Linked DNA regions of Homo sapiens: region 2 is linked to region 1. A link is a loop called in an ENCODE intact Hi-C map of the cell type or tissue named here. Cell type or tissue: PC-9. All regions are shown on one strand. Links, peaks and the distances in the headings refer to the core of each region. The heading gives the core; the rest is flanking DNA.

The links. Hi-C counts contacts between places; a loop is a spot of excess contacts. Peaks named below come from ENCODE experiments on the same cell type or tissue, not always from the same donor. Only the 100,000 strongest peaks of a DNase experiment are listed, where the experiment ranks them.
Region 2: a loop joins it to region 1, with 9 times the contacts of the local background. A loop is called at or near these places in 2 of 110 quality-filtered maps.

What each region holds. Positions count from the first base shown.
Region 1 is chr9:114,736,625-114,741,889 of GRCh38, forward strand. No RefSeq gene overlaps it. Among named protein-coding and RNA genes, the nearest start is that of TEX48, 57 kb to the left of the region's middle. RefSeq lists an enhancer at 2,362-2,411. In PC-9, for the core only: a CTCF peak has its summit at 2,428 (motif pointing right); a DNase peak (open chromatin) is centred at 2,447.
Region 2 is chr9:116,658,197-116,663,461 of GRCh38, forward strand. The region is part of intron 16 of ASTN2 (astrotactin 2); the gene reads right to left. Among named protein-coding and RNA genes, the nearest start is that of TRIM32, 26 kb to the right of the region's middle. In PC-9, for the core only: CTCF peaks have their summits at 3,061 (motif pointing left) and 3,263; a DNase peak (open chromatin) is centred at 3,075.

The sequences.
Region 1 (5,265 bases), core at 446-4,445:
AAGTTGGGTGGACTTGAGTTCAACCCTGGCTCTTCCACTTATGAGTTGTGCGATCTTGGATAAGTTACTTAACCTCTCTGAGCCTAAGTTTTTCCATCTTTGGAGTGGTAATGATTAACAGTGACATCTTTATAGAGTTTTTGTGATGATTGATTCAACTCATGCAAACCTCATAAAATAATGCTGCTATCAGCTATTGTTAGTATTGAGTGATAATAGTAAAGAGACAGAGCAGTGAATCAGGCTAAGCTTCAGGGATTCGTCAAGAAATGAGAGGAATGGCCAGGTTATTCCACTGTGGGTGATTAAAAATCTGTACATTTGTGTTGCTTTGTGATCTTTGGACAAAGTCCACTAGATCAGTGGTCCCCAACCTTTTTGGCACCAGGGACCGGTTTTGTGGCAGACATTTTTTTCCACTGACAAGGTTGAGGGGATGGTTTCGGGATGAAACTGCTCCACCTGAGATTATCAGGCATTAGATTCTCATAAAGAGTACACAACCTAGATCCCTCTCATGCGCAGTTCATAGTAAGGTTTGTGCTCTAATGCTGCTGCTGATCTGACAGGAGGGGGAGCTCAGGTGGTAATGCTCGCCCAGCTCCTGCTGTGTGACCTGGTTCCTAACAGGCCACAGACAGTACCAGTCCACTGCCTGGAGGCTGGGGACTCCTGCACTAGATTCTCTCAGTAGCCCTGCAAAGCTAGCAGGGCCTACCTGATGGCCCTCTACTATCAACGAGAAAGCTAGGCCATGCAGAGAGTGGGAGGACAAGTGACTCACTCAAGGTTTCTCTTGCTTTTTCTTTCTCTTCCTTCCTTCCTTTCTGCCTTCCCTCCCCTCCTCTCCCTTCCTTCCTCTCCCCTCCCTTTCCCTCCCCTCCCCTCCCCTTCTGCCTCTCCCTCCCCCCTTCCCCTCCCTCCCTCCCTACCTTCCTTCCTTCCTTCCTTCTTTGCTTTCTTTCTTTTCTATCCTTCCTTCCTTTCTTTTCTTTTTTTCAATTGATGAATAATAATTGTATCTGTTTAAGAGGTATAATGTGATGGTTATATATATACATGTCATAAAATATTAAATCAAACTAATTAACATATCCATCACCTCACCTACTTACCACTTTTTCCCCCACCTGCTCTTTCTGGGGACAGAACTCAGGTGGCTTATTTGAATCCTACTTTGGTTGAAGTTTTCCGTGTGTGTGTGTGTGTGTGTGTGTGTGTGTTTATGTGTGTTTAGTTTCCAAAGGGACTTAGAAAATAAAGACTTCCAAAAATCCCATTAAAAAGGACATTTCCTCTCCATTGCAAAGACCCAACATGACCGCTTCTTTCGGCATTTATTAAAATGGCAAATTGGAACTGCTTGAGTGTGGGTTCTTATGGAAATCATGCGTGGGCTGGCAGCTGTGTTGGCATGAGGAGGGTTTGCTTTGAAGCCCTCTGAACTGTTCTAGCTTCATAGATAAACACCTGTGGCAGAGATTGGTCTTTAAAATAAAGGGTCTTTCTCTAACTTGTGTAGAAATCAGGTATTCTGTTGTTCTTTTCTCTTAGAATTATCCAGTTATGCTTACTAGTGTTTTCTTTTTTTTTTTTTTTTTTAAATGGAGACGGAGTCTCACTCACTCTGTCACCCAGGCTGGAGTGCAGTGGTGTGATCTCAGCTCACTGCAACCTCCGCCTTCCAGGTTCAAGCCATTCTTCTGCCTCAGCCTCCCAAGTAGCTGGGACTACAGGCACACCACCACCACACCCAGCTAAGTTTTGTATTTTTAGTAGAGACGGGGTTTCACCATGTTGACCAGGATTGTCTCGATCTCTTGACTTCGTCATCCACCCACCTCAGCCTCCCAAAGTGTTAGGATTACAGGCGTGAGCCACCACACCCAGCTGAGAAGTGTTTTCTTTCCATGTTTCCAAGAAGTTGCCATAGTTATAGCTTGGGTTATTTGTACCAAAAGCAAAACATTAACATGGTACATTTTAAAGAGAATAACATAACTTTTTGACAATATAACTGGGTGGGGAAATTACCCAATCTTGGGCAGAATCCAGCTAACCTGCTGCTGCTGACAGCATGGCTGAGCTGGGTCAAGGGCTCAGGGATGTAGGGATATGAACCACAAACATGAAGGTTTGGTGTTTCATGGCAGAGAGAAGGACCTTGGCCCTGGATGGGGGTCGAGGGTTTGAGGTCTGGCCTTGGCTCTGACAGTTGTCCTTGGTGTGACCTTAGGCAAGTCACTCTCACTCTTGGGTCTTTCATTGTCCCATCAGTAAATGAGGATGTTAGACTAAATGGTGTCAAAGATCTCTTTCACTTCTGAAATTCCACGATTCTGTGAGTTCTGTTTTTGTAGCCTTGCAGCCCGTTTGAAAACCATACCCTTTCCATTTAAGCCCACCAGAGGGCGATATGCCCCACGTGTTGGTCCTGCCCCGGTCCAAGAGACCTAATCACTGGGTTAAGTGCCTTAGAAGAGGAAGCCATGACTCAATCCCTGCTTCTAGGGAAGAGAGATGGAAGTGGACACTATTTAAGTTGCTTCTTGGATCTGCGATTGACCAGGGCTCTTCACGTCCATTTTCTCTTTGATTTCATGTCAGTTCCCTGGGCCACATGCCAGTTTCTTATTTCACAGGGAACCAAGACTTAAGGAATTGAAAGGACTTACCTTGGACTAGGTGGGTTTCCAGTGGTAGGCCCAAGACCTTACCTCTCCATCTGTGACTTGTCCTTCTGGGCCTTTTCCAGTGGATCTCAAGAGGCTGCCTCTGTTTCTAAGGGGCTCCTGCTGAACTAATAAGACAATTTACACATGAGTTGATTAAGGCAAAATACGAAACCGTATTAGAGTCAGGACTAGGAGCTACACTGCATGGATAGACAAACACTTCTTTCCAATGAAGCTCTTCTTCTGGGATTTGGACTAAATGATCTGTTAAATGTGAACTTCCATAGGAACTATAATGGTCTTGATTCTATGTTGCAGACAGTGGAATCCACTCTGGCTCATTTAAGTAGCAAAGGAATTTTTGAAAGGGTATTAGGAAACTCTCAGAATCTCCAGGAGAGGCAGAGAGTGAGAATCTGAAATTATGTAGCCAGAAACCATGACTAATTCCAATGTGGGGGCTTTTCTAGAAAAAAACCCACTGCTACATTTGCTTGCCCCCTCAGATGTTCGGAATTGGGCACATCATGGAAACTAATATTGACTGAGCATCTCCTATACAGTGGGCTTTGTGCTGGGCATGTATCTTATTTAATCCTATGGGATGGGTATGGTTATCCCTAATTTATATATAAGGAATGCAGGCTTGGGGAGTTTGATGACTTGCTCAATGAAACCCACCTCTCTCTGACTTCAAAATCTAGGCTCCAACAGAACAAGAGAATATGGACTTTGGGTTGAAACTAGGAACCACCACTAGTCCCCAAAGGGCAAATTCAAGGGAGGAGGGACTTTCTCTGTGTTTCTTACTGCCTTTGTAACTCTTTTATTGTCTAGTAATTTGGAAGAAGAGGAGCACAAAGGAATGTTAAATTCTAATTTTCTATTATTATTTTTTGCCTCTGGTTCTTCTGATCAGTAGAAATAGCTGCAAAGGAAGGGAGTCTTTCCCATATGATGCTTTGTGGGCATTACTTGGATCTCTCTTTGAATAAAAAATTGTTGGACTTGGAAGAGACCATGACATAGATTTATTCAATCTTGTTAGTTTATGAACTGGGAAACTGATTAGAAAACTACTTGCCCAAAGTCATATACTGTAATAAGATAATGGCTTTCATGCATTCAACAAATGTTCAATGAGTTGCCTACTACTTGCCAGTAAATGGACACAGTGTAAGATAGACAACTTCTCTGTTGCCATGAAGCTTTATATAAACAGAGATCCTAGAGGTAGCTTCACTTGTAGTTCTCCAACCTTCAAATAATCTGAAACAAAAATACTTTTCGCTCTTGGCTAGCCACATGTAGAAGAATGAAATTGGATCCTCATCTTATACAAAAATCAACTCAAGATGGATTAAGAATTTAAACCTAAGACCTGGAACTATAAAAATTCTAGAAGATAACATTGGAAAAACCCTCCTAGACACTGGCTTAGGCAAGGATTTTGTGACCAAGAACCTGCAAGCAAATGCAATAAAAACAAAGATAAATAGTTGGGACCTAATTAAACTAAAGAGCTTTTGCAAGGCAAAAGGAACAGTCAGCAGACTAAACAGAAAACCCACAGAATGGGAGAAAATCTTCACAATCTGCGCATCTCACAAAGGACTAATATCCAGAATCTACAACAAACTCAAATCAGTAAGAAAAAAACAGACAATCCCATCAAAAAGTGGGCTAAGGACATGAATAGACAACTGTCAAGATATACAAATGGCCAACGAACATATGAAAAAATGCACAACATCACTAATGATCAGAGAAATGCAAATCAAAACCACAATGCGATACCACCTTACTCCTGCAAGAATGGCCATAATAAAAAAAGCAAAAAACAGTAGATGTTGGCATGGATGCGGTGATCAGGGGACACTTGTGCACTGCTGATGGGAATGTAAGCTAGTACAGCCTCTATGGAAAACACTGTGGAGATTCCTTGAAGAACTAAAAGTGGAACTACCATTTGATCCAGCAATCCCACTACTGGGTATCGACCCAGAGGAAAAGAAGTCATTATTTGGAAAAGATACTTGCACATGCATGTTTATAGCAGCACAATTCATGATTGCAAAATCGTGGAACCAACTCAAATGCCCATCAATCAACAAGTTGATAAAGAAACTGTGGTATATATAGATGATGGAATACTACTCAGTCATAAAAAGAAATGAAAAAAGGCCACTGCATTTGCAGTGACCTGGATGAGACTGGAGACTATTATTCCAAGTGAAGTAACTCAGGAATGGAAAACCAAACATCGTATGTTCTTACTGATATGTGGGAGCTAAGCTATGAGGACACAAAGGCATAAGAATGATACAATGGACTCTGAGGACTTAGGGGGAAGAGTGGGAAGGGGGTGAGGGATAAAAGACTACAAATAGGGTGCAGTGTGTACTGCCTGGCTGATGGGTGCACCAAAATCTCACAAATCACCATGAAAGAACTTACTCTTGTAACCAAATACCACCTGTACTCCAATAACTTATGGAAAAATGAAATAAAAAAATAAAATTTAAAGTAAAAAACACTTTTGGCTCTTTTTCTTAATTTTTTTTAAACAATAAAGATAAAATGACAATTT
Region 2 (5,265 bases), core at 617-4,616, 1.9 Mb after region 1:
AGTTTTGTGAGAGGAACCCTCAGGAGTGCCACTTGGAGAACTTGGATATATTCTCAGCAACTGGCAAGAAAATGGACTAGGTCCTATCTTCACCTGAAAAAGCTGCAGTGGCCTATACCAACAGAACAGAAGGAGCTGCATGGGGATTAGCCCAAACCCCCAGAGGTTGCCCAGTGAAAAATGCTTGCTTCCTCTGAACTGTATATGGGTCACATAGAAGAAAGAACTGGCCTGGAACTGTTTTAAGCCCTACCCAAGAGGAATCTAACAGAGTGATGGGTCCCCCACAGTGAATCTCCATGAGGTAGGAAGCCAGAGAAACAGTAGGTAGGAAGGGATCACTGAAGCCAGACAAAGAGAAATGGCACTGTTCCAGGTCTTACGAGAAGTCCCAAGCATTGGGGACCGCTGAAAAGCCCCTGAACAAGCCCCCCAAGACAAATGGCCAGCTTTATAAAGATGCCAGGACCAGAGACCGCAAAGCCAGGTAAAATAATTCTGGAGCAAGTATGACCTTCCTAATCCTGACCACCGCTCTTTTTTTTTTTTTTTTTTTTTTTTTGCTTGTACTGTGAAAGAAGGGGAAGAAGAGGTGCAAAGTAAAGAAAGAGCATGAAGGCCAACCATTCCCACCTCTTAATGCTCCTATTGGGAAAGATACGGAGATTTTATTTGTCAAAAGATTTGATTAAAATATTGGACTGGAAATCCTAATTCCTGATTTGAAAGTATGTTAGCAATGTAAAATATCGATGGTGCTGCTGCCTATTCCATAAGTGATAATAGATTAGATGTGGTCTGCTAAGATTTTCATCTAGAGGTAGAGGAAAATTATCCCAGTAAACATATCACAAAGAGTGGCAGAATCAACACATATGTATATACTTTTGAGCATACTTGTTTTCACAGACTATATTTTGACTATTCTCAATTTGCAGTATGAACTGAATCGTTTATATCCTCATTATAGTACATGTCACGTTTTTATTATTTGATTTAATATAATAATTAAATGAATATATTTCTCTCCAAATATACCATAAGTTTCATGAGAACAAGGACCATGGCCATTTTTAATGAACATTTGCATTCCAAGCACAGAGTTCACTGTTTGATATCATGTAGACAGTCTGCAGGTAAATATATGAACAAATGAATAAATGAATGCATAAATCTGACTCCTGTCCCACTAGTGTAATGCTTATCAGACTTCAGACCAACTATCCCAATTTATCACCACAGCCCCAAAGACAGTTGGTCTTTGTTTTATTTTATTAATGTACACTTGATAGATCAGAGAAGTAAAGTAACGTGACCAAAGTCACACAGCTAGCAACTAGTCTAGCTGTTTCTACCCAGTTTTTCTGCTCTTTCCACTGTCCATATTTCCTCTCTGAAAAACTTTCAGCACCAGTTTTCACTCCTACAGGATGAGTCATATCCGTTCCAAATATTTGTATCTTCCCATTACCTCCCACCCCCAGGTAATGCCCCCAATCTCCTCCACCCATTTCCATGGGCTAATAGGGTCTCCTGGGTGGAAAGCATTCTAAAGGTCACCTGGTCAGAAATCCCATCTAATTTTTCATTTACCACCAAATAATCCTCCAATTTATTCTTGGACATTTCTAAAGATGTGGAAATCAGTACCTTTCTAGGCCTCAAGTTCCATTGTGGAAAGGCTCTATTAAACTTAGACTAACTTCTCATCCAGGAACCACACTTCTCATCCTAAGCATCAGACCCAAGCCCAGAGTTATGTACTTTATGCTATTAGATGTCTTATCTACAGTACTCACGCCTGGACTCTAGTTGGGGTGTGGGGTCATACTACAATTAAACAATTAACTAACTAGGTAGATGAAATTCCTATCCCAGGAACCATAGGGCATTGTTGGGTGGCTTCTGAGAAGGTATATATGTATGAGTATGTGTATGTTGTGATGTATGTGTTGTGTTCATATTGCAAGCGCACACACACACACACACACACACACACACACACACATTTGGGGAATGGAAAGAAAAGCAACAGTGGAGATTCCAAAAATAAGAAGACAGAATTATAAAACTGCCAAACCCTAGGACAACTGATTTCCTAACCTAAGTGAATTTGCAAGCTCTTCCCCTAAATGTATAAGTAATAAGCACAATTACAGAGGGGCAGCTATAGCACAGTGTTTTGCTTGAGTTTAAATTCCATCTTTTTTGTTTTCTAGCTGGGTGACCTTGGAACAAGACCTTAACCTCTCTAAGCCTCCATTTCCTCATCTGTAAAATGCTAATAATTTTAGTACCTAAATATTGGATTATTTGGAGGATAAATGAGAATCAGAACTTAATGAAAAATATCCAATGCTAGCGTGTCAAGAGCATCATCAGAGGTCATTTGTTCCAGCCCCTGGCATTCATCCTAGCATTATTCAATTCTTGTACATGTCTGAATCTGTAAATCTTCCCTTGAAACCTGCCTGATGCTTTAACTGTCAAAAATTTCCCCTTAAATTACCTGTCTTCTACCTACAAGAAGACAGTAGACCAGGGTAGAATTGAATGCGTAAGTCCAAAACTGTTGAGTCAGACTACCTGATTTCAAATCTTAATCAAGTCACTTCACCTCTCCAACCTTAGTTTGTTCATTTGTAAAATGGGGATACTAACTCCTCATCCAACTCCTCTAGGAATAAAACAAAAGATGTTGTGCTAGCACATTTTCACCTATGATCTCTCACAGTTCTCCACCATCCTACAAAGTAGGGATTGTTGCCCCCTTTTACAAATGAGAGAACTGAGGCACAGAGTGATAAAGTATAACTTGCAAGAGGACACCTGTCTTCAAGTGAAAGCAGTTAAATTTCTGAGGCAGGTCATACTCTCTGTGGGAAAGGGACCCCTGGACACTGCCCAGTAGCCTAGTACTGGCCAGTGTCTTGGCCAGAATCAGGAATCAGTCGGCATTGAAGGGTAACATTTACTTCTTCCTCCTGGGACAAGGCAGGTTGTGGCCAGTAACAGGAGGCTGAAAAAAAAAGGTCATATGTGATCTCCTGCTGCCCTCTAGTGCCTACTTAAGATGATTGCTCTGGGGAAATCTCTGTTCTGATCCTTTCTTGGCAAAGAAGGATCATTGTGTGCAAAGCAACTTCCACTGAGGGAAGCCAGGGAAACAGTAAAAGCTAGCTATGATACAAGGAAGCTTAGTGCGATGAGTAAAAGAATTCTGAAAGAGCATTTGCTGAGAAGGCCTATTCAGTGCCAGGTTTACAGCTAGGCACAAGGGGGGAAAATATGAATAACAATTTGTTTCAATCCTTGTGGTACTCAAGTGTAGAGACCTGATGGGACGTATTGGCTGGGAAGGAAAAAACAGAGATGGAGAAGGAGACGCTTAAGATATGGCAGAGAGAAAAGATAATTGATGGAGCAGGATCTTAAAGAAGACAGTAAGAGAAAAAATTCCAAGGTGGTAATGGAATGGATGCGGTCTGAACTTCATATACATCTGGATGTGAAATTCAGTTGGTCAAAACTAGGCATGCAACCAGGCCCTCTTTGTATAGTTACACAAGTTGAGCTCTGTAAAAAGGTGACTCACTCATAGGTGGGAATTGAACAATGAGAACACTTGGACACAGGAAGGGGAACATCACACACCGGGGCCTGTTGTGGGGTGCGGGGAGGGGAGAGGGATAAAATTAGGAAATATACCTAATGTAAATGATGAGTTAATGGGTGCAGCACACCAACATGGCACATGTATACATATGTAACAAACCTGCACATTGTGTACATGTACCCTAGAACTTAAATTAAAAAAAAAAAGAAAAAAATATATATATATAAAAGGTGACAAGGCAAAAGGGTGGATGGGGACTAAATCCACCCTCAGCTTCACGTGCCATGCCTGTGCTCCTGCAATTGAGTACAAGTAGAGGAGCTCCTCTTCCTAATTCATATAAGAGGTAACTTACAGGCTAGCCACAGCCCTGCATGTGACCATAGACAAGCTTCTTCCTCATAGTAGTCTCTGCTTTTTATGTATAAAATAGGCGAATATCACCGACAATATAAAGTTGTTGAGATTTAAGATAACGGGCTGGGTGCAGTGGCTCATGCCTGTAATTCCAACACTTTGGGAGGCTAAGGTGGGCGGATCACCTGAGGTCAGGAGTTCAAGACCAGCCTGGCCAATATGGTGAAACCCTGTCTCCACTAAAAATACAAAAGTTAGCTGGGTGTGGTGGTGGGCACCTGTAATCCCAGATACTCGGGAGGCTGAGGCAGGAGAATCACTTCAACCTGGGAGGCAGAGTTTGCAGTAAGCAGAGATTGCACCATTGCACTCCAGCCTGGGCAACGAAAGTGAGACTCCATCTCAAAAAAATAAAAAAATAATGTAGGGTCATGCCAGACACTTAATAGCCACCCAAAACATGCCAGTTCTTGTTATTATTACTATTATTAGTATTATTCTAACAACATAGTCTTATTTTTAATGCAGTTTTGCTTTTAAGATGGTGATAGGAAAAGTGCTTGGTAAAGGGAGAAGACAGAAAAGAAAATCATATTTCCCAATCTTCTATTCTTTGCCAAACACAAGACATTGTGGATCTCATGGAATCCTCACAACAGTGCCTTGGACAAGTAATGTCGTAATTTTTTACAACTGTAATATACAGCTGAAAAAACAGAGTTTCCGAGAAGTGACAGACTGCAGTCGAAGGTCATTAGGCATTCAAAGACTGACTCCAAAGCCCCTTTTCTGTCCAAAGGAGCTGAGATGGATCATTAATAGGAGAACGCCTTCTCTTTCTTGGGATCAAGTTCTTTTACTTTCTTGAAAACTGTGTTTAAAACTTACTCCTCAAGAACGGATTCCAAGATTAGTTCCTTCCCAATTCCTTCCTCCTCCTTCCAATCACTTCTCAGGCTAGGGGTCAAAGAGGAAATGCTCAGAAAAGATTATTCTTGGACAAGGCTTACGGAATTGGAGGCCTCTGAGATGCTAATGACCTGCTTTAGATAAAGACTCCCAGATTGTCCCACTTGAACATATTTGAAGCAGGAGAGCAGACCAACAAGGTATACCAGCCCACCTTGGGGCCAGTAGGAGGCCACTTTGGGGCCAGGGGGAGGTTGCCAGTTTCAAACATCCAGGAGGGTATGAACATCAGCTGGAGTCATCTAGGAACCATTAGTCAGTTAAGGGAACCATTAGAAAACACTCTCTTACTGTTTTCCTGGGGGTTCACAGTCTTGCTTTCA